Linked DNA regions of Homo sapiens: region 1 is linked to region 2. Evidence: chromatin loops called from intact Hi-C (ENCODE). Cell type or tissue: Calu3. All regions are shown on one strand. Links, peaks and the distances in the headings refer to the core of each region. The heading gives the core; the rest is flanking DNA.

Region 1 (12,429 bases), core at 3,676-8,675, 52 kb before region 2:
TGTTCATCAAGGATATTGGTCTAAAATTCTCTTTTTTGGTTGTGTCTCTGCCCAGCTTTGGTATCAGAATGATGCTGGCCTCATCAAATGAGTTAGGGAGGATTCCCTCTTTTTCTGTTGATTGGAATAGTTTCAGAAGGAATGGTACCAGCTCCTCCTTGTACCTCTGGTAGAATTCGGCTGTGAATCCATCTGGTCCTGGACTCTTTTTTGTTGGTAAGCTATTGATTATTGCCACAATTTCAGCTCCTGTTATTGGTCTATTCAGAGATTCAACTTCTTCCTGGTTTAGTCTTGGGAGGGTGTATGTGTCCAGGAATTTATCCATTTCTTCTAGATTTTCTAGTTTATTTGCATAGAGGTGTTTGTAGTATTCTCTGATGGTAGTTTGTATTTCTGTGGGATTGGTGGCGATATCCCCTTTATCATTTTTTATTGCGTCTATTTGATTCTTCTCTCTTTTCTTCTTTATTAGTCTTGCTAGCGGTCTATCTATTTTGTTGATCCTTTCAAAAAACCAGCTCCTGGATTCATTAATTTTTTGAAGGGTTTCTTGTGTCTCTGTTTCCTTCAGTTCTGCTCTGATTTTAGTTATTTCTTGCCTTCTGCTAACTTTCGAATGTATTTGCTCTTGCCTTTCTAGTTCTTTTAATTGTGATGTTAGGGTGTCAATTTTGGATCTTTCCTGCTTTCTCTTGTGGGCATTTAGTGCTATAAATTTCCCTCTACACACTGCTTTGAATGCGTCCCAGAGATTCTGGTAAGCCAAAAGAACAAAGCTGGAGGCATCACACTACCTGACTTCAAACTATACTACAAGGCTACAGTAACCAAAACAGCATGGTACTGGTACCAAAACAGAGATATAGATCAATGGAACAGAACAGAGCCCTCAGAAATAACGTCGCATATCTACAACTATCTGATCTTTGACAAACCTGAGAAAAACAAGCAATGGGGAAAGGATTCCCTATTTAATAAATGGTGCTGGGAAAACTGGCTAGCCATATGTAGAAAGCTGAAACTGTATCCCTTCCTTACACCTTATACAAAAATCAATTCAAGATGGATTAAAGACTTAAACGTTAGACCTAAAACCATAAAAACCCTAGAAGAAAACCTAGGCATTACCATTCAGGACATAGGCATGGGCAAGGACTTCATGTCTAAATCACCAAAAGCAATGGCAACAGAAGACAAAATTGACAAATGGGATCTAATTAAACTAAAGAACTTCTGCACCACAAAAGAAACTACCATCAGAGTGAACAGGCGACCCACAAAATGGGAGAAAATTTTTGCAACCTACTCATCTGACAACGGGCTAATATCCAGAATCTACAATGAACGCAAACAAATTTACAAGAAAAAAACAAACAACCCCATCCAAAAGTGGGCAAAGGACATGAACAGACACTTCTCAAAAGAAGACATTTATGCAGCCAAAAAACACATGAAAAAATACTCATCATCACTGGCCATCAGAGAAATGCAAATCAAAACCACAATGAGATACCATCTCACACCAGTTATAATGGCAATCATTAAAAAGTCAGGAAACAACAGGTGCTGGAGAGGATGTGGAGAAATAGGAACACTTTTACACTGTTGGTGGGACTGTAAACTAGTTCAACCATTGTGGAAGTCAGTGTGGCGATTCCTCAGGGATCTAGAACTGGAAATACCATTTGACCCAGCCATCCCCTTACTGGGTATATACCCAAAGGACTATAAATCATGCTGCTATAAAGACACATGCACACGTATGTTTATTGCGGCATTATTCACAATAGCAAAGACTTGGAACCAACCCAAATGTCCAACAATGATAGACTGGATTAAGAAAATGTGGCACATATACACCATGGAATACTATGCAGCCATAAAAAATGATGAGTTCATGTCCTTTGTAGGGACATGGATGAAATTGGAAATCATCATTCTCAGTAAACTATCACAAGAACAAAAAACCAAACACCGCATATTCTCACTCATAGGTGGGAATGGAACAATGAGATCACATGGACACAGGAAGGGGAATATCACACTCTGGGGACTGTTGTGGGGTGGGGGGAGGGGGGAGGTATAGCATCGGGAGATATACCTAATGCTAGATGACAAGTTAGTGGGTGCAGCGCACCAGCATGGCACATGTATACACATGTAACTAACCTGCACAATGTGCACATGTAACCTTATACTTAAAGTATAATAAAAAAAAGAAAAAAAAAGAATTAAATCTAACAATAGCAAATGGTACACAATAATTGTTACACAATAAATATAAACTATTATGTTTATTATTACTATTTTAAACTCTGCAGTTTAGAGAATAACGTTTACATTGCACCACCTACTTTTCAAAAAAATTCTTCCTTTCCTCCTGCCTTTCATTGTTGCCTCTCCGTGTTTTCTCACTCTTACTCTCTCTTTAATTTATTCATTGAATATTTGAGTCCCCACGAAGTGCTCGGTACTGGGCAAGAGACCAAGAAAACAGTGGTGATCAAAAGAGACTCAGTCCCAGCTTTCAGGAGCTTGTAGGATGCTGAGGGGCAGGAAAAGCCATTAGTATAATAATCACTTGGATATACAATTACAAACTATGACAGCTAACCAAAATTAATGAGCACTTTCAACTTTCTCTTTCTTGAAGAACTGTGAACGATAATAGTGTTATCAATTAATGTGTATAAAGTGTTTACCTCTTGCAAAGCACTTGTACTTACTTTTTTTTATTTGAACCTTATAATGGTGCTGTGATGTAGATATTATTCATTCCCACTTCACAGATGAAGAACCTGAGAAGTTAAATGACTTGCTTAAGGTCACACAGTAATCTTATTAAGAGTCAAGGCAGGATCTTCTATCTCTAAACTTTATAATCCTAATAATCTATAAAATAAGAATTCTTGAATTGTCTGACTCACCTGGCATCTTCTGGAAATGACTGTGTGTCTTAAGGGACATGTATTCAAGTGGCATTTTAGAACCCAAGCTCTATGCGTCAAACCCTGAACAGGTAAATTGGACAGCCTAACTCTAGGCTGTGATTGAAATTCCAGTCAGTTCTCCCAAGAGCAAGTTCCAGATACCAAGGAAGGCCATTGAGAACATAGCCCTAACTTCTCAGTACCACCTACAGCTCTTGGGAGAGTGCCCTTAAGACCCAGAAAAATATTTCCCACCCACTTTGGTTGCCAGCCTATATGCCAGAGTTCTTGTTGTTGCCACCCCCACCCATCTTGGTTTTTCTTAGTTTACAAAGACAGAAAGGCAAATTAGAGAAACATCCATTGCTTTTTAGCAGAACTGGAATTTTTAGAGTTGCAAAGCCACCAACCATGGCTTGATCAGGTAGGAATTCTGTTCTTCCAGATGTGTGTGCCTGTGCTTCCCTGGGCACAGTAGAGCCCACAGTGGCTTTACATTTCAGGAAATGTGCCTGGGACCCAGTCATCATACCTGGGATACATGCTTGAAGAAATATGTGGGGACGCTTTGCATGTATTTCCCTTGAGGTTACACATTTCAACAGTTCATTGTGTTGACTTCCTTGCTTTTTAGTAAATGTGGCTCTAATATGAGTTATCCTATTTCATTACATTCAGGAGGACTATCAGCAGTCATGTAACACCAGGCAGCCCATCATGTAGTAATGATGCCTAGTTTCAGGGATCAACCCTGAACGTGTTCCCAACTCCATCCTTGAGACTTCCTAGTGGTTATATAGCCATGACACTGTAACTTAGTGATACGGTTTGGCTCTATGTCCCCACAGAAATCTTACCTTGAATTGTAATAACCTCCACGTGTCAAGAGTAGGACCAGATGGAGATAGCTGAATCATGGGGGGACACTTTCCCCCATGCTGTTCTCATGATAGTGAGTTCTCAAAAATCTGATGGTTTTTAAGGGACTTCCCCTTCACATGACACTAATTCTCTCTCCTGCCGCCCTGTGAAGAGGTGCCTTCCGCCATGATTGTAAGTGTCCTGAGGCCTCCCCAGTCATGTGAAAGTGTGTGTCAATGAAACCTCTTTTCTTTATAAATTACCCAGTCTTGGGTATTTCTTCATAGCAGCATGAGAATGGACTAATACACTTAGTCTCTGTCATTTGTCTTAAATGAAGTGAGCACCCTCTTCAACTGAGAGATTCTGCCTTCAAACTCTCAGCAAACTTGTCTAGGATTTGTTGCAAAAAAGAAACATAACGCCTGTAATCCCAGCACTTTGGGAGGCCGAGGCGGGTGGATCATGAGGTCAGGAGATCGAGACCATCCTGGCTAACAAGGTGAAACCCCGTCTCTACTAAAAATACAAAAAATTAGCCGGGCGCGGTGGCGGGCGCCTGTAGTCCCAGCTACTGGGGAGGCTGAGGCAGGAGAATGGCGGGAACCCGGGAGGCGGAGCTTGCAGTGAGCCGAGATGGCGCCACTGCAGTCCGCAGTCCGGCCTGGGCGACAGAGCGAGACTCTGTCTCAAAAAAAAAAAAAAAAAAAAAAAGAAACATAACTTCTAGTTTTGACAAAATATGGAAGCAAAACAAGTCATGACATTTTGGATTTGAAAGAGCTTTAGCTCAATGCTTTCATTTACTGAAAAGGAAATCAGAGCATTGTGGAAGGCAGAATAATGGCTCCCTAAAGATATCTCCATCTCAATCCCAGAGCCTAGGACAATGTTACGTTACATGGCAAAAGGGACTTTCAGATGTGGTTAAGGTTAGGGACCCTGAGATGGGGAGATTATCCTGGATTATGCTAATGAGCCTAATCTGATTATGAATGCTATGAAGAGAAAAGCAGAATAGATCAGAGAGAAGTGATGTGAGAAGGACTTCACCATCATTGATGACTTTGAAGAAGGAGGAAGGGGTTTATGAGCCCAAGAATGTGGAGGTTGTAAGTGCTGGGGTTGGCCCTCCCTTACGGGCAGCAAGAGAGCCAGAAACTCAGTCTTATAACAGCAAGGAACTAAATTTTGCCACTGCATGTCTCAAGGGACAAGTATTCAAGTGGCATTTTAGAGCCCAAGCTCTAAGTGTCAACCCCTGAACAGGCAAACTGGACAGTAACAACCTGAATGAGAAAAAAGAAAAAAGAAAGAAAGAAAAAAAAAATAGATTTTCTTCTGTAGCCTCCAGAAAGAAACACAGCTCTGCTTAATCCTTGCTTTTAGCCCAGTAAAACCTGTGTCAGATTTCTGACCTACGGAAGTCTAGGGTAATATATTTGTGTTGGTTTAAGTTGTTAAATGTGTGTCAATTTGTTACAGCAGCAATAGGAAATGAATACAGATACAGAGAGGGAAAGAGACTTGTCTAATGTCACATGCCTAATTTGTGGCACAATAAGGCTGTGGTCACTAGTAGTTATAGTCAGGATTTTTCATTTCCTGTTTATCTAGATATTCCCCACCCATCCCAATCCCAATTATTCTCTCACACAACACTGGATTATTTCCTTTGTCCTGCTTATCACAGCCCAAGCAAATCTGAATTTATCTTGCTTCCTTATTTCATTTATCATCTGTGTCTATTTAGAATGGAAGCTCTATGAGGACAGAGGCTATTTTTCTTGTTCACTACTTTGTACTTAGGTATCAGTACAGTCCTGGACATGGAACAGGGTTCAATAAAATTTGTTGAATAAATGAAAAAAATGAATGAATGAGTGAATACTATGTCAAAATGAATGAAAAAAGGAACTAACAAGCTAAAGAGGATTTTATAAAATTTTGCTCCAATCTCTCATTTTACAAATGAGGAAACCTGGGACTCAGGAGGACACAGGTCCTGTTCTTAGCAGCTCCAGAACCTTGATCTCCTGACCACTAGCAGAGCACGTTCCTGTTTTTCATTTGACCTGCACCAAAACATCTCATTTTAAAAGCAGTGTGGAAGTAGATGGATATTGTTCAACTAGAGGGTAAAAATGGGAACTGACATCTCCTGAGTGTGTATTTTTCTGAAAACACCCAGGGGCAATACCTGTCCTAAAACTGTTCACCTTTTAAATCTTCCTTTCTATATTAGATCAGCTGGACTCCAGACAAGCATGCACTTTCCTTCATTCTTGAATAAAGATCATAAAACACTTTAGAAGGAATAGGCTCGGCCTGTCAAGCATCCTGATTGTGTGTTCTGGAGTAGTAGGAGTTCACTGTCTGGGCTACTATATCTATATAGAGATATTTGGCTTTTAGAACTCACTTCTAACTAGCTCATTTTTGTCCCTGTTTCTTTATGGCTTTTATACGTTCAATGTCCAGTTTTGGAGATGGGATCTCACTATGTTGTCCAGGCTGGACTCCAACTCCTGGGCTCAAGCAATCCTCCTGCCTCAGCTTCCTTAGTAGCTGGGACTACAGCCATGTACCACGGCACTTAGCTCTGTGTCCAATGTTTTAATTACCACCTCCAGGTGTTTAAGTAAAACGTTCGCTGGTTTTGTTTGTGTTTTGTTCTGCTAGAAAAGAATTTGGAATCAAGTAATTTCTGAGCTATCAGTTTCATCACTAAAAATCTCTTGATAATCTACCATTGATGGGAGCAGAAAAACCACCTTTGAGGAAATGTGCAGGCTTAGACCTCCCTGCTGCGACTGTTACAAGTAGACGCTTGCAGGGGTTTCCCTGAAAGGGTCACAGCAAGGCCACTGATGCCTTGTGACACCAGGCAGCAGGCCAAATTGTGGTTTGCACTCCTGCATATACTTGGGGTGTGATTTTCTGTTTGAGACATTTTTCTTTGATTTATAAATCCTTCCCCACTCGTCAACACTGGCTACATCTCCTTCTCTTCCCTGAACAAAACAACCCCTCACCCATCAGGGTGCAGGATGAGAAAACCAGGATATTTCTTAAATGGGAAGTAAACAGCCCAACAGAATCAAGGGAAAGACAGTAAAACATCAATTCCTGGCCACTAGTGACCACAGCCTTATTGGATTTCTCTCCTTTCTTGTCCTGCGTTGCCATTTCCACTTTTGCCAGGCAGTATCTTCCGTAGGGCCAGAAGGACAAGTCAGATATGTCTCCTGAGCTGCCTGGAAGCACAGACTGTGCCCAGGCTGGTGGCATCTATCAGTGTGGCAGCCGATGACAGCTTCGCCTCGGCCTCCTGCCAGCAGTGAGGAAGTGGCAAGCGCAACCTGGCTCCCATGGGTGACAGCCACAAATCACATTGTCATTCCCTTCATAAACCTGACCGAGGCCATCACTTCCATGAGATGGCCGTTTTCCAGGAGAGCTTTGTCGATTCTGACAAAACCCATGAGGCAACTATTTTGTGAAGAGATTGAATCTAGCCTTCCTATCAGGAAGAAAACTTGCAAAATTATACTCCAGGCAATGTTGATGTCAGTACTCAGCAGCAGGCACCTCGGAGTCCAGTTTCATTTCTGCTGCTGAGCACCTGGGCCACGGTGGGAAACATGTTTTAACCTCTCTGGGCCTTGGTTTTCCCATCGGTAAAGTGAGAATCGATCTAGAAGCAGAGATTACAAAATGGAGGCCTGGGGTCTGAAATTAGTTTACATGTTTATTTGATTTATTCTGAGCAATTCCCCTCTCCCTCCCTCCTTCTCTCCTCCCTCCCTCCCTCCCCCTGTCCTTTCTTCCTTCCATCCTCCCTCCCTCTTTCCCTCTCTCCCTCCCTCCCTCCCTCCCTTCCTACCTTCCTTCCTTCCTCTGTCTTTCTCTCTTTCCTGCCCTTCCTCCCTTCCCTTCCCTTCCCTTTTTTCTTTTTTGAGACAGGGTCTTACTCTTTCATCCAGGCTGGAATGCAGTGAAACAATCATGACTCACTGCAGCCTAGACTTCCTGGGCTCAAGCAATCCTCCTGCCTCAGCCCCTCAAGTCGCTGGGACTACCAGCACATGCCACCACACCTAGCTGATTTTTAAGTTTTTTATAGAGATGGGATCTTGGTATGTCACCCAGTCTGGTCTTGAACCCCTGGGTTCAAACGATTCCCCCACCTTGGCTTCCCAAAGTGCTGGGATTATAGATATGAGCCACTGTGCCTGGCTTTTTTTTTTTTTTTTTAAGCAAGAATTTTAATTGTCTCAATTGGGGTAGTTTCCAGCCATTTTCTCAGTCTCTCCTGCTCCATTATGGCTTAAACTCATTTAAGCCAAATTTTGCTCATTTATCTTACTTATTTGGTCTCTAAAGCATTTAGGTTTGCAATCCCTGGACTAGATAATCTTCACTTTATTACTGGATTTAACAGTTTATTATTTCCTGATACTAAATCGTCTGCAACTAAACAAAACAAACAAATTAGACATTTCAATAATGTGTTCACCTAAACTCTGGATTCTTGGGGACAATTACTTTCCATTTCACACATTCTCAAATTTCCATGCGTGGTGGTAATTCCCGGCAGTAACTCTGTCTTTGGTAAATGTTTGGTAAGTGACTCAATGCCTTATGAAAGAAGAAAACACGATAGGTGGTGGTTAAGCCAGGCAAGGGAATGTATTTGATAGTTATGGATTTGCAGAAAGGAAAAACTCTGGTTGATGACAGAGTGGCCATAATTCTCCACCCTTCCCTTTATGCATAACCTTGGCAATGTGACTGTGTACCCTTTCCCATCGAGAGATAGTTAATTTCTCCACTCCTTGAATCTGGGCTGGATTGTGACTTTCTTTGGTCAACAGAATGTGGCAGAAGTGATGTTATGCCAATTCCAAACCTCCAGCCTCAAGGGACCTGACATGCTTCCACTTTTTGTCTCAGAACCGTGACAGCTGCCATATGAATAAGCCCTGGTTAGCTTGCTGTGGCTCATACCTGTAATCCCAACACTTTGGGAGACTAAGGCAGGTGGATCATTTGAGGTCTGGAGTTCGAGACCAGCTTGGCCAACATGGTGAAGCCCCATCTCTACTAAAAATACACAAATTAGCCAGGCATGGTGGCCAGCTCCTGTAATCCCAGCTTCTCAGGAGGCTGAGGTAGGAGTTTGAACCTGGGAGGTAGAGGTTGCAGTGAGCCAAGATCGCATCACTGCACTCCAGCCTGGGCAGCAGAACAAGACTCTGTGTGAAAAACAAAACAAAACACCAGTTATTCAAGAGGTACAACTAAAATATTTTGGTAAGCTTTGATCTAATCTGATATTTTCCCTTTACCAGGAAAAGGAACCAAATAGTTGTTATGATGGTTAATTTTATGTGTCAACTTGACTGGTTCATGGGGTGCCCAGATATTTAGTTAAACATTATTTTTGGTGTGTCTGTAACAGTCTTTCTCGATAAGATTGAATTTGAATTAGTGAGTAAAGCAGGTGGTCTTCCTCAATGTGGGTGGGCAGCCTTCAATCCACTGACCACCTAAAAAGAACAAAAAGGTAGAGAAAGGGATAAATTTTTCTCTCTGCCTGACTGCTTGACCTGGAACATTGGTTTTCTCTTACTCTTGGACTGGAAATTACACCATTGCCTCTCTTGGGTCTCTAGCCATGGCAGATTACTGAACTTCTCATACTCCATAATCATGTGAGCCAATTCCTTATCCTCTGTCTCTCTCTCCCCATGTGTATTAGTCTGTTCTCACCCTGGTAATAAAGACATACCCAAGACTGAGTAACTTATAAAGGAAAGAGGTTTAATTGACTCACAGTTCACAGATTGCAAGGCGGGAGGCCTCACAATCATGGTGGAAGGTGAAGAGCAAAGTCACATCTTACATGGCAGCAGGCAAGACAGCTTGTATAGGGGAACTCTCCTTTAAAAAACCATCAGATTTCATGAAACTTATTCATTATCATGAGAATAGCATGGGAAAGACCCACCCCCATGATTTAATTACCTCCCACCAAGTCCCTTCCATGACACATGGGAATTATGGGAGCTACAATTCAAGGGAAATTTGGGTGGGGACACAGCCAAACCATATTACCATGTGTGCACACTATTGGTTCTGTTTCTCTGGAGTACCCTAATACAATGTCTATGTCATTTACTGAAAATCACACACCCAGTTAGTGCTAGAGGTACTAGGACCCAGGTCTCCCTGAGAGACCCCAGTCAGGAACAATGAGCACATTGAATCCACAAGACGGAGCAAGCCTAAGCCTTGCAAGCTAGAACCACAGGGGAAGTGCCCTGGTGGTGGTGGAACTGGGTTGGGTATTGAGTGACAAGGAGGATTAGACAGGACAACTGAAGCTCAGGGCATTCCAGAGAGTGCACCAAACATTCCAGATAGGACCTGCTGTCACTACTGCATTGCTCTTATATTTGCCGTAATAGATGGAACCAAAATACAGCAAAATACTTCCATTTTGTGCAAGAAAAGCATAATCCAATTAGGGGAAAGTACTACATTGCATTACAAATACACTTTATAAGGGATTTGGGTTTAGGTTTTTTAGCCACACATTCATGCTGTGATATTATGAATACTATCCAGTCACCTAACAGGATAGAGTTCTCTTCTCTCTCTTCTCGCTTGTGCTTGAGTACGTGATCATTAATTGCTCTTGTCCTCTGCATATGACTTTGCTTTCAGAGTGTATTGATTCAGCTAAGATTGAGGAATAAGCCAGAAGCTTTTTAGGAAATTACAAGGGCAGGGTAGTGAACAAAGATTTGTTTACCAATATTAATTACATAATGTTGTGAAGATGCCGTGTGGAAGTCATGTAGATTAGGAGTAGAGGAATCGCACAGAATGTCAGAATAAACTGATGACATGTCTGAACAAATGATGAGCGTTGCCCAAGCCAGAATTCCATTATACCTGATGTGTTCTTAGTCTCCAGCATGACAAATGGGTCTTTTGTTCCTGCATTGAGTATTCACACTAAGCAAGGAGAGTACATTTAAACACGAAGAGAGAAAAATCAAAGAAAATAAATTAAGGAAGGAAAAGTTAAAATGTATAATATGTCTTTAGATTGGAGGGCAAAGGGGCCTTCTATTGAAATTTTGAGTATGATATTCTTGCTCCTTAATTTAATTTCCCCCTAAATGGACACAAATTTAGTGCTGGGTTGACCACTCTGGAGGGGGTTATTCCCTCCCCCTCTCCTTACAACAGGGATAATGCAGAATTTGTCAGAGGTCTTCTCTCTCCATATCTCTCTTCAATTTGTTTTTGCTTCAGGTTCCTCCCTACTCTTGTAATTTAAAATATGCACATTTTTTAGAGAGAACGTTATCTTTTTTTCTCATTTAAATTTGTTAGCCCTACTTCCAGAGATCAGAGGCATTGGTTAGCAGGTGTAAGACATGTCCTTGCTGTGGCCAGTATCCCCTCTCTAATGAAATTTACATGGGATCATGAAAAACAGGTGTTTTAAAAGTTCTCTGCAACTTCAGTCCCATTTTTTGAAGCCTCAGGTTAACCTCCGGAACTTTGTTAGCCCAAATCTTACAGTTGGCGTCTCCTTAGATGTAGCAGTCTGTTTCTTCTAAACCTGCTGCTTTCTCTCCAGGCTGGATCCTGCTTCTTTCCTCCCCGCCTAGAGAAGCAACGTGCTTCTTGCTTCTGGGAACAGAGCAGAAGTGAACTGCAGCGGGGTTGGTGTTCAGCTTCCACTCCACACATCTCTAGCTGACTGATTTACAGAGACTCAGTTCACAATGGCTGTCCTGGGACCAATAAAGACTTTTAAAGAAGGGGATTATGGAGAAGGAATGGCCCGGTCTTTTCCGTGAGAATTTGTCTGTCCTCCAGAGAGGGTCTGAGTTTCACAGGATGGTAGGATCATGGCTGCACATTGCAGCTTTCTGGATAATGGACTGTAGGGTTCCCCAGGCAGGACTGGAAAGGGCTGGGTGGGGGCAGTTTGGCAGAGAGGTCATAAGGCATTGGAGGAGACCTTAAGTGATGGAAAACATAACACCTGTCCTCCAGGAAAGCAGAGTCCATTGTAGATAGGCAGTAAGGTCACAAGGAAGGGGAGAAGAAATAACTGTAAGTCACTAAAATGGTAATATGATAGATGAATATCATGGGCAACAATTGTGAAAGCATTCAGAGGGGAAACATTATTTCTTTCCAGAATGTTCTTGGAAAAGTTTCAGAGAGAAAGTAGAACATGATTTGGAGTTCAAAGAGTCAGTGTTAAATCAACTTAAAAATTAAGACATTTGAGATATAAAAAAACATTTTTAATGTAAAAATCTTCCAATAAAACAAAACCATGACCCTATCTATCATGAATACAAAGCAACTACTTTTATGTTGCCTTTCAATCTTGGACTCTATATTTCAGAGTTATAGTGTGCAACCAGTAATATATTGTGCTTTTTCTCCCATATTGTTTTGGTAATAAAAAGAGAAAAAAGCAAAATTAACCAATCTGTTATGTATTTCAAAATGTAAACAAATGCCTGGTCATAGCTACAAGGAAGGCCTACTGAATTGATCCAATGGTTAACTCTATATACAGAATCGCTGGAATCAC
Region 2 (12,429 bases), core at 4,289-9,288:
CTTGGGAAGTTCTTTCTACAGTTCCTCTGGGCACATGGCCCTCACTGTACAGTTCCAGGAATCAACTAGAGGCAGAGAAATGGTTTCCAGTAGGTGGTAGTGGAGGGGCTGTCTCTGACCACTTCCTTGATGGATTTGAGGTGTTTTAAAGTTCATTTCTCTGCATTGTGGCCAGCATGGGCATTAGATTTTATGGTGGCAAATCCTGCCAATTTTTATATGAAGATGCAAGATTTACTTCTGAGCAAATATCTATAGACTTTTTTTTTTCTTGTCCACCCTAACAGACGAGTTGAAATCTGGATTTTCCTGTCACAATTTTTCACTCAGTCTTTCCTTCACTATTCATTTTTTCATTTAATCAATATGTATTGAATGTCTGCCATGCACCAGGCACTATTCTACACCTTGGGAATACAGTGGTCAACAAAATATACAGAGCCCTTGCCTTCATTGAGTTTCTAGGGGAGAGAGAAATTGCAAAAGAAAAAAAAATCAAGTGAATTATGTAATATGTCAAGAAAATAAAATAAGGTACAGAGGATAGAGAAGGCTGGAGGTTTATACGAGGAAGATCAGGAAAAGGTGGTTTGAGAAGATGATATGTTAACAGAGGACTGGAAGAAATGATGCAGAGAACCACAAGAATATAAAGGTGAAAGGAACTGATAGTTGGCAGTATATTTGGTGTGCAACTTGAGGAATAGTAGGGAAGCATGGCTAGGAGAGTGAAAAAAGTAGAGAACGGTAGTTGATGAGTAGAAAAATAGTCAGGAGCCATGGCTGGTTTGCCATTGTGAGGACTTCAGCTTCAACTCTGAGCACTCCTCAGACCCCTATATGTCTGGCTTTACAGTTTTCTTCAAAGTATTAAACAGCTTAGATGTAATGATGCTTAGATGTAACAAGGCAGTCAATCCAAGCAGGAGGACGTTTGTGGAAAATATTTTAAGTCCTAGTACTAAGAGTTGCAAGAGAGATCTTTGGGCGATTCCTCTACTACCCTGTGGGGCTTTAACAATGGGATCCTGCTAAACTTGGGGTTATTTCTGGTTCTTTAAATTTTGATTTTCTTCATTTTTTATTCTTTCACGTCTTGATGTTCTCAGCTAAGAATCATCCTTTCAAAAGAAAATTTTAGAAAAAGACATAGAATGAACTGGCAATATCTTAACCCTCTAGCATCAATCATTGACTTTGAAATTAGAGTTTGAATAATTAAAATCAATTTTTGTGCGTTTTGCCACCCCCACAACAGGATATTTCTGTCAGAAGGCTCCTGTGGGCTCCAGATTAAGTTTGTTAATGGGATCTGGCCCATCTATAGCCAACGCATTTCCAGCAAAAAGCCAATAAAGCTCCAATTGCACAGGCTATTCTTTTAAAAATTCTCCATGGTGATTCTATTAAGCCACATTACAAGAAGCAAAATTGCATTATTAAAATGACCACTTGATTATTTTTTCTTTTTTTTTTTTAATTCTTCTTACTGTTATGGAAAAAAAATCTCATTTTAGGTCTCCTTAGGGTTTGTTTCTTCTAAGAATTTACTCTGAAATAGAGGCTGGTGGGAAACTTGCAAGCCTTTGCACAAGTAATAATGGACCATTTTACTGTGCTAACCAATATGCACGTATTAAATCTGTGTATTTGAAAGAAATACATTTGGACAATAGTATTAGTGTCATAAACTGCATCAGGATTCCCTGCAGGGCTTGTAAAACACATTATTGTACCCCACCCCAAGGCTTTCTGAATTGGTATGTCTAGGTGGGACCTGAGAATTCACATTTCTCATGAGTTCCTAGATGATGCTGCTGATGATGATGGTGATGATGATGATGATGATGATGATGATGATGGTGATGATGATGATGATGCTGATGATGCTGCTGATGATGATGATGCTGATGATGATGATGCTGATGATGATGATGATGATGATGATGATGCTGGCCCCATGACTAACATTAGGAACCACTATATTAGGACCATGTTCTGCAACGATGCATTAGATACTGGATTTTATTTCACCTGGTTAGTGTTGGTCCCCATCTGAGTGAGTCTAGATATTAGAGACTTCACAACTCTGCTTGAATGCATACTCAGCTGTAACAGGTGTCTAAGACATGATAAAAAACACAGGAAGGCTTCAGAATTGATTTGAATAAGATTGAAGTCTTTGAAAACCAAAACATGGTTAATTTTGGAGTATTCCCAATCAGTTTGGAATCTATGAGCTAATTATTTCAAAACCTATTCTCCACATCAAATTGTTTACTTTTTGCTTTGAGCACCCTCTGGATACACCATGTTTTCACTCATGCTGTCATCCCACCTATTATAAAATGCCTCCTACCCTGCTCTCGGTTCAAACAAGCCTGATCTAAGTCCTAGGTCAAATCCCAACTCCTTTATGAAACCTTTGGTAAAGCAATTTATGAAGGTCTATAAACCTTCTTTGAGATCCAATTGCCTTTATTATCAAGACAATTCATTTGGAGTGACCCAGTGGATTGTTTTTGCCCCAGATTGCTGGATAAACCTTGTATGGTTATGTAAGTTCTTACAGGAATATGTTTGACCTTGTCAAATAGACTGTAAGCTTTCTTCGAGCAGAGATTAAGACTACCATGTAGTTGGTGTTTAATATGTACTTATTTGAAATTGAAGGCACAATTTCTATAAAACTAAGTTTCTACTCTCTCAAATATATATAAAACAATTAATGTGTACTGAGCACTAATAATATACCAGGAGCTTGACCCACCTCACTGACACCCTGTAATAACTGTATGGGGTTGAAAACATTGTTATCCTTATACCGATGAGAAAACAATGGCTTAAAGAGGTGAATGACTTGCCCAAGGCCACACATCCAAGAAAGGGAGAGTTGGGATTGAATCCTAGTCGGACCTCAGAGCCTGTATCTTACCCTTTGCAGTATTATTGAGCCATAATCTTTTTCTTTCTCTCTCATTCTCAGCAGCCCAGACCCTCAGCTAGCTGGGCTACACAGTATGAAACTAGCTTTTCTTCTCTGTCCCAAACTCATTGGAAACCACAGAAACCACATGAAAAATGGAGTCTGACCACCTCTCATCTATGGATCTCAGACTTCTCCTTCTGTAATGATTCACCATCAAGGGTTATGGAAGCCACAGCAGCAATAAAAGACTCTTGTATTGATCCACTTTGAAATTATAGAGGAAAACAAATTACCCTGAGGTTCTTTATTGGCATTGAGTGTTAGGTCCAGACAGATTCCAGAACAATTTAGCTTTTAAGATTTAATTCAAAAGTCCCTTGCAAACTATGGATACAGGAAAATGAATCATTTCATATTAGGGGATGGGGCGATAATGATGATAAATGCCTTTTTGAAAGCTTTGTGTTCCAACCATAAGCCCTTCTCTAATAGTTCTTCGGAGCTGATTAGAAGCTTAAAAAGCCCCATTTTGGTCAAGAGCTGGTAATTCCTAGTTTCCCTTTGGTGGAAATAATTGGTCTGATAATATCCAAATAATATTTATTAATTAAATAATATTCATTTTATGTGATTGTACTATGTACATGTTAATTGGATGCTGAATAATCAGTTTTACTATCTTCATTATGTAAGTAATGCATAAATCCAATTTTGTTTAAGAGTTTCAGATAATATGTACTATGCAGGAGAAAAATAGAAAGTCTTTCTTCAACATCCTTCTCCCACCTGCCTCAGCCATCCTGTTCCAGGTGTAGCCACAGCCGGTAGATGAGTATGGATCCTTAATTCTCCTTGCTGTACACACACAAGTACGTATATGAATGTACATAAACAAATAACTTTTTCCATAAATGAGAACACACTGTAAGTTTTTTCCTGTGACCTTTTTTCCACTTGACATGTTGAGGAAGTCTTTTCATTTTAATTTGATACAATGCCTCTATTTCATTCTTTGTAAGGTTTATTTACCATATTTGAATTAACATGGCAAATAAATGTCTAAACGTCTAAAATGTACCTGAGATTTTGTTTTTACTCAGGTGTAGTGAGGCCATAGATCAGGAGACAACTGCCATTGAAAAGAGAGTGTGTTACGTACAGTTCCCAAGAGGAAGGGGCACGCCACACCATGCCACACTGTTACTGGTGGCAAATCCATGCAGGTCTGCAGTAGGTCTTTTTTCCTGTATAGGTCTCCAGTAGGCCTTGCCTCCTAGGAGGAAAGAATTCGACCGAGAGGCATAAGGGAGAGGGAGAGACGGAGGCAAGTTTTAGAGCAGGAGTGAAACTTTATTAAAAAGCTTTAGAGTGGAATGCAAAGAAAGTAAAGTACATTTAGAAGAGGGCCAAGCGGGTGACTTGAGAGATCACGTGCGTGGTTTGACCTTTTGACTTAGGGTTTGACTTGGTATACTCCCAAGGTCTTGTGTTCCTTCTCCCCTGATTCTTCCCTTGGGGTGGGCTGCCCGCATGCACAGTGCCCTGCTAGCACTTGGAAGGAGAGCCTGCTCAGTGTGTTTACTGGAGTTGTACGCATGCTCACTTGAGGCGTTCTTCCCTTACCAGCCGAATGTCCTAGGAGATCATATACCAGTTAAACTCCACCATTTTGCCTCTTAGTGTGCATGTGTGAGCCCATTCACCCAACTCCTGAGATCTTATCTGGAAGTTACTGATCACCAGTTTCAGGTTTTCCCTATCTATTGGGAGACTGCCTTTGCCTAGTAGCAGCTGTTATTATTTTAGAGAGAGAGTTAACAACCACCTGACCATCACTTGATGGTCACCTGACATTCCTGGTTTTGGCAGGGGCTCTCTTGCCCTGTTTATGTCCAACTAGCTACCTACAGTAACAAAACCACACAGGGCCAACGGGGGAGTTACCAGGGTCAGTCAGGAGGCAGTAGGAGTGGGGAAAAACATAGGCAAGATAGTTTTCATGGTAAGGAAAGGGTAAGGTGAAGTAGGCAAGCTAAGCAGGTTTAGGATTGAATAGTTTGAATAATTTTGGTGGGCTCTGGGCTATAGGGGTGGCCCCTAGTTTTCCAGTATCTGGTCCTCAAATGATTTAGAGCAGGGGTAACATTGGCTTGGTGTATGAGAATTAGATAAAGGAGGTGGTTGCAGTTATGGCTGGTTTGCATATGAAAGGCATGCTCTCGGGGAAGTTGTCTGTTACCTCTAGGAATTAGCTTACTATGGGAGGGGGAGCCCTTCCCTGCATTCACAATGCCCCAAGATGTCGAAGCGTCATAAAATATGGAAAAATAAAAAACATGATCAATACAAACATTTTTCCATTTGCCAAACATTTTACTGTTTCCAGTGTGTTATGATTCTGACCACCTAATATTGTGAAGAGCAAGCCAGACAATGGATATGAAAAGACTCTACCAGTGGAAAAGTGATATACACATGTATGAGATGTTAGCATCATCTATAGTCTATTGTTGAATATGTTATAGCTATAATGTTTTCTATATTATCATATTTTATATGTTTGTCTATGTAGTTATTAAGATGTGGATAAGAGTTTATATCTGAGTTAGCTTTAGGTAGAGTTGTAAAGAAAAATGCCTTACTTTAATTTTATCTCCACAATGATGCTATTGGCTAGCTCTTATACCCACTTTATAGAAAAACAAACGAAGGCTTTGAAAAGTTCAGGATTGCCAAGGTCTCTCAGTTCCTAAGACAAAACACCGATATGGTTTTTAACTTGGGTTTTTCTGGCCTTCAAGTTCTTTCTATGCATTTCTGACCCTTCCTAGTTTCAACACCCTCCCTCCTCTTTCTCCACATCTAGGAGCTAACTGTCCCATATCAATGAGTCTGTAAGTCAACACTGCTTTCAGCCTCTGGTCTTGGTAGCTAAAAGAATACCTAATACCCATCCTGTTGACGAGAGCCCCCGGGACAGAGGTCCTTATTAGATTTTACAATATCCCTCCCCAGGGCTGGAGTCACCCTGAAGCCCAGTCTGTTCCTGGGATCTCATGGCTTGCCTGGAGACTCCCCATGTGTGGACTGCCTCCTGGATTCCCTTCCAAGATTCTGGACAAGTTTCCACCCCCACTCAGAATCCCAGGTGCCTGCTGCTTGCTTGTTCCATGACTCATTTTTTTTTGCTCTGCCCTTTGCATACTCTCCATTGCCTGCCAGGCTGGGTTTTTCCCTCAGCATCTGCAGTTGCTCGGTCACCTGGTGTCATTCTCATTCCAGGCCGATTAGGCTGTGCCTGGCTGTGTCTCTAGTGGTAATACTTTTAATGAGCTCTCTGGTTTTCTGCATTTCCCTCTCCCCCGGGGGTCCACCACCTAAGATGTCAGGTGGGCAGCCTGGTTCCCCATTCTCCCCTTTTAAAACATCACTTACCTGTGTCCTACTGCCTCAGAGATGCTTCTGTCTTCAGTGATCTTGAGAAAAACAATTACGATAATGATAGCCACCATTTATTGATCACCTACTATGATGTAGTCAATAGAGGAGGAGGCACTTTCCTTTTATATCTCATTTGCTCTCACAAGTTTTTCAGGTGTGTATTATTAGTCTCATTTCTACTAGAAAGGCACTGTGCCTTAGAGAGGCCACCCAGCCTGTGCAAGGTCACACCGACTAGCTAGACTTCCCTTTCATCGCTAGGAGAAGAAAAGTTACCAGTCAGCTCTAGCTGACTCTGAAGACCTTATTCTTCCCACTACTCTACGCCTCCTTAAATAGATGCACTAACTTCTGCTCATGATGGGCTGATACGTTCACACATAAGCATCTGAATGGTATTCAAGCTGGAGGATAAAAACTAGGACAGTCACAATTCCCATCAGGGGAGCTTGCCAGGATCTATACTGTCAGGCAAGCGGACTTGTGCACCTCTCAAATTATCCTTTTACTCTTCGCTGAGAAAACTAGCTTTGGGCATCCTGTGAATTGAACCCCCATCTGGGCTCTAAGGGCTGTTAAAAGATGTTGCACAAGTAAAGCAAGTGAGGGTCTCCAGCAGCCCAGAGAAAGAAGAAGCAGAAGGAAGGTATAAAGGCATTGAGCTGGGCACCATAGGACTTGAACTCTATTCTTGTCTCTGCTTGTAACTGATATTTAAAAAGTGGGGACTAGCCAGCGAAGGCATCTCTTGTTGCGAATCCTGTTCACTGAGTGTCACTGCCTGGAGTGTAGTACTAGGAAGATGCCCTGGCCACATGTGGGCCCAGTGGTGAATCTGTGGATATGGGCAGTGTGAGAATGCTGTAAGGGCCAGGGATGGAAAGACTCTAGGTAGCTGAAAGAATTCCAGCTGTAACATTCAAGCTCCAACATTTGGAAACTGTGGTTCTTCCCATCATCTTCTTGGACACTCATAGGGGATTCCAGGAGCCATCACAATTGAGAAATGGTGTGATTTTCTTCTACACTGACCTCTCCCAGGACTCTGAGAAAATGGCATACAATTTAGCTAGTTAGCTCTGTTGAATTCTGCTAAGTGGTCCCCTAAGAGGAGCACTGTGGACTAGCACTTGAAGACCTAAAAGGTTTAAAGTCTTTAAATTCTTGAGGGCACAATCCATGTTCCAATTTCTTTTGCCTTCAACCATTGCCAGCACCATACCAAGTGCATACTACACAGGCCAGATACAAAATCATTTCTTTCACGGGAGAGACAAAAGCCCTGGAAATGCTGAGGGGTTTTCCCCTCCCTGTTGCCGATATTGTTAGCTAGAAGTTGAAGACCATTTCATAGCCCGAGATATTTTTGCTTAGTCTTCCCTCTAGCCTTTTAGATGTTCTTTTCCTAGCACGCATTTGCCCTTTGGCCCTTGTTCGTATCTGTCATTGACTTTGGGACCCTTTTCCCATCATAGAGCAGGTTCTTTTTGCAATGGGATGGGGGCCCCTTTGCCCTCTATAACCTCATATGACATTCAAAGCCCATGATATAGCAAAACACAGGGGAGTTGCTTTGCTGTGACTGACTCTGCCAACCCAGGGACCCTCCAGGAGAATTCAACAGAGCAGGAGCTACATAGGGAAGCCAACCTGCAAGTTATTAATATAAAGCCCTTACCACTCTTTCCGTCTAAATCTGTGCCTTATTTTCAGAACCTTGTCACTTTTTATTCCAGCCCCTTCTTCTGGGTTTTGTATCTGTGAATTTGCATTCCAGGCAAATGTTCCATTTATGGTAAAAAAAAAAAAAAAAAAAAAAAAAAAAAAAAAAAAAAAAAGCGCAGACAGCATGAGTTAGCACTACCATCCCTTCTTCATGACACAGAGATGGCAGTTCTGTATTGGGCTTCTCTCTTTGGCTTTGTCCAAGACTCCTTCTCTCACTGCTGCCACCAATGGTTATCTATACTTTCCTTAATGAATTAGGGCTCTTGGGACCTCAAGAGAGATGAAATCGCAATGCTGCGTATTTAGCAGGAGCACTAGTAAGAGTTGTGGTGTCAGGAGCTGCCCAATAAGAATTCTTTGTTGGACCCATCCTAAATAACCTGGGAGGACCTGCAGGTGATAAATAGGTCCAGGCTTTTGGGATGATAGTGCACTTAAGATGCCCCTGGTCTTTAGCTCAGGGACAAGTTCACAGACACTGTAACACTTTATGGCCTTAAGCTCTTTGCAAAACTCCGTGCATTTCTATGTCGAGTTTTTTAGTGGCCCGTCATTTTTCTCCTCCTTATCCTAATTTTTATCATCAGAATTTGATTTCTTGGAGGCTTCTCTTATGCCTGTGAGTTATTGGAAACCTTCTCCACTGTGTCCTTTCTATGTCTGTCCTTCTGTTCTCTGTGGGATCCACTTTACAGTGTCTTCTATGCATTGTTTTCCTCTGCCCTCTGCATCCTCACCAACCTAAAAATTGTCCACTCCGTCTACTGTCCACTAGTCATGGTGGGGGTTGACCTGGAAAAAAGCCTGCAGTGGGATCGGTAGCTGCGTCCCCTGTCCTCTTTGGCAGGTCATTTCCTTTCTCTAAACTTTTTTTCTCTTTTGTAGAATAAGAGGATTGAACTAGATAATCTCTACTTTTCTGTCCCATGCTATAGTTTTGTGATTCTAATTGATTCATAAGTAATAATATCTGAAATTTATTGAATGCTTAATGAATGCCACTCATGGGGCTACATACCTTTTTAATAAGTAAATGAAATATATACAAACTGCATAACGTCTTCTAGGATTATGATAATAATAACGGCAATAGTAGCAGACATTTCTTGGCTGCTTCCCATGTGTCAGACACAATGTTAAACCCTGTGTATTATTTTGTTTAAATACAATAATTCTTTATGGGCTTTATTATTGCACTCATTTTACAGATAAAGAAATGGAAACTCAGAGAGGTTGAAATAGTTCATTCAAGGTCACCCAGCCTGCAAGTGAGGATGTGGGAATTTGAATTACAGGTAATTTTACTTCAGAAGCTGAGATCTTCTCTGAGTTACATTTAACTTCTAGTAGATATTCCCATAATGAGTGACAATGTTGGCCTTTCATTACTATGACTAAATATATTTCAGGAACATGTATCAGGAGGACCTTGCTGCAGGGAAGACCCTGCTGCATGTTTGTAAACTATATTAATATTAATAATTCTGCAAGGTAAGACTAAGTCACAGTGAGGAAATTCAGTTCTGAGCAAAGAAAAAGCAAACCTAGGAGGAGGCCTCCCAGAAGCTTATGGAGACAAGGAGGCAATAATTGAAATTAAGAAGATTATAGGCCCTGTGGGTGCTGGTGACCCTGAGCCACTCAGCAGGGAGCCACGAGGGCTGACATTTCCATGGTCCGTGAAATCATATGACAATTAGTGAATTTACCCGGTCCTTTGACTTGGGAGGAGGTAATGTGGCCCAAAGTCAGTTTACTCTGAGATTCAATGTAATTAGAACACCTCAGAATCCAATTTTTGATTAAAAATTGTCAAAATAAAATATTCCTGAGTCAGGCATGGAAATTAGAGAGGCAGTTACTTAAGTCAACTCAGTAAACTTTTGAGCACCATCCATTCCCAGGTTGTTTAGGAGCTCATGCTGTCAGGCTGAGTAATTTGGATTGAATCCTTTCACTCACTGACTATATTTATCAAAATCTTAATGTGTCACATCTGTTACCTTGATATTTCCAACTCAGAATATGTACACAAGAAGTGAATCACTACAGGAGTTTTGTAGTGGGGACTAAGAAAAAGTAGACAAGATGCTTTCGAATTTAAGATGCATGAATTTCACAGAAAACAGTAGATTAAAAATGCAACTTAATTCTATGAGGGCACCTTCACAAGCTACTTCTCCAGCTACAGACAGCACATCTGCTGATGGCCTGGGCATCTCCCCATCTTCTGCCACAAACAAAACCCCTTTATTATAGATTAGGTCGCAGTGTCTTGTTGTTTGCAGAACATTCTAAAAGCAATACTTCGCCTGAGCGCATTCGTCCCCGAATGCACCCCTCAGTTGCTTGTCTAACACTTTTTTACCAAAGATATCATCAGTGGAGATACTGAGTTATTGTATATTCAACTTTGCAGTTTGAAATTTAGCTCATCCTTTTGGTTTCTGCTCTGGTTTCTCCTCTGCAAGAGATGAATTCCTGACCACCCTCTTTAATGTGGACCTCTCCTCCAATCTACTTCTGCTTTGTCGCTGCGTTTTATTTCCTTTTTGACTGTGTTTGAATTTTTTTTTTTTTTTTACTTCTTTGATCACTTGGATATTTTTCTGCCACACCCTGTGTTCTGTAAACTCTCAGAGGGCAGCAACCTCATCTGCCTCTTCAACTACTGTTTTCCTGGAACCTAGCATAGTGCCTGAAACAGTAAGTAAATATTTGTCGAATCAATGAATTAGTGGAGATGCATTCGATCATAAGTCACATTTTTACTGTGCCAAGTGTTAAGGACACCAAGTTTCTGAAACACATTCCTAGTTCACAAGGGCCTAACAGTCTATCTGGGCAATGACACACAACCTAAGTTACACTGGGTTGATTTGTATTAGTATTTAAGTGCTATATGAATATTACATTGAATAAACACTCCAATCATTGATTCATTCAGCCAACATCTGTTGACATCTACAGTGTGCCAGGCATTTTGTTTGATGCTGTTATGCAAAGATGAGTAAGTCATAGTTTCTGCCTTTGGAGAGGTGAGAGTCTAGGGGGAGAGAGTGGCATGTAATGAAATGATTTCTCTGGCAGCATTTGTTTAGTCTGTTCAATGTATAAAAATTGAGAGTCAACTATGTGCTTGGTGGAAGATGCATTTGAGGGGATCTAATAGGGACAAGGAAACCACCAAGTGAGTACTGCAATAACCCACACCAGACATAATGGACTGAATGAAGGTGGCTATAATAAGGACAGACAGGAGAGGAAGGAGACATAAATATGAAGGAAGCAAAATTAATCTGAGTTGATTAGATTTGGAGATGGAGGGGGAGGAGAGACTAGATTAAGTTACCTAAGGCACATCTTCATGGAAGAGAAAGGACGTAAATTACTCCTTGAAGGCAGGATTGGATTTGAACCATGGTAAACATTCTAGGTTTGTGGCCTGGCATGCTTCTGTCATGTTTAGATATAGAGAGTAGTTTGTTTAACTGGAATGAAGAGTTCATTTGGGGGACTGATGACAGATAATAGTAGAGATGGTAGGGTGGTATATTTATGACTTTGGGCTTGGAATCAGGATGCTAGGGTACAAGTCTCAACATCACCCTATCTTATGATCTTGGGCAAATCATTATAACTCTCTAAACTTTAGTATCTTCTTCAGTAAAATAGAAATAATAATAGCATCTGTCTCACAGGGAAGGCTGGATACATATCACTATAGGGTCATGACCAGCATCTCTTCTAATTATGGGGCAATGCTAAGGAACTGTTGAATGGTTTAGCTATGAACCTGGCACTGGTAGGCAGGATTTGGGTGGCAGAGTCCAGGGGCAGGGAGCCCATGACTGGATATGGGCATGGAAAGACAAAGGCAGCCAAAAGGGATGAATCCCTTATAACTAGGTAGGCACTGGATATGTGAAGTGAGGTCAACAATGCCTTCAGAATTTCCAGCTAGTGATGGAGTTTTGCATTGGTTATCAGGAAGACTGGACATTAATGCAATAACCACAGAAGGGCAAGTGAGGTCAGAAATCTATACCGGGATCCCTGGGAAAATTTTTAAATCATCACCTAGAAGAAGAAGGTGTTAGAGTTGATGTTGAGTGGATTTCATTGGGTTTCTGTTCTTTCTCAGTCTTGTGCTTTTATCTTCTGATATGCCTCCCTTGCTTTATTTAAAAATATATATTATTGTGGGAGGGTAAAATACACACAGCATAAAATTCACCATTTTAATCATCTTAAAGTATGCAATTCAGTGACATCCAGAACATTCATAAGGTTGGGCTCTCATTTTTGCTATCTAGTTTCAGAATATTTTC

Evidence for each region. Hi-C counts contacts between places; a loop is a spot of excess contacts. Peaks named below come from ENCODE experiments on the same cell type or tissue, not always from the same donor. Only the 100,000 strongest peaks of a DNase experiment are listed, where the experiment ranks them.
Region 1: it touches region 2 in a loop (2.3-fold over the local background); 1 of 110 quality-filtered maps calls a loop at or near these places.

The regions. Positions count from the first base shown.
Region 1 is chr3:3,661,130-3,673,558 of GRCh38, reverse strand. No RefSeq gene overlaps it. Among named protein-coding and RNA genes, the nearest start is that of LRRN1, 130 kb to the left of the region's middle. In Calu3, for the core only: no CTCF peak of the experiment used is centred there; DNase peaks (open chromatin) are centred at 6,678, 7,128 and 7,818.
Region 2 is chr3:3,609,442-3,621,870 of GRCh38, reverse strand. No RefSeq gene overlaps it. Among named protein-coding and RNA genes, the nearest start is that of LRRN1, 180 kb to the left of the region's middle. In Calu3, for the core only: no CTCF peak of the experiment used is centred there; a DNase peak (open chromatin) is centred at 6,180.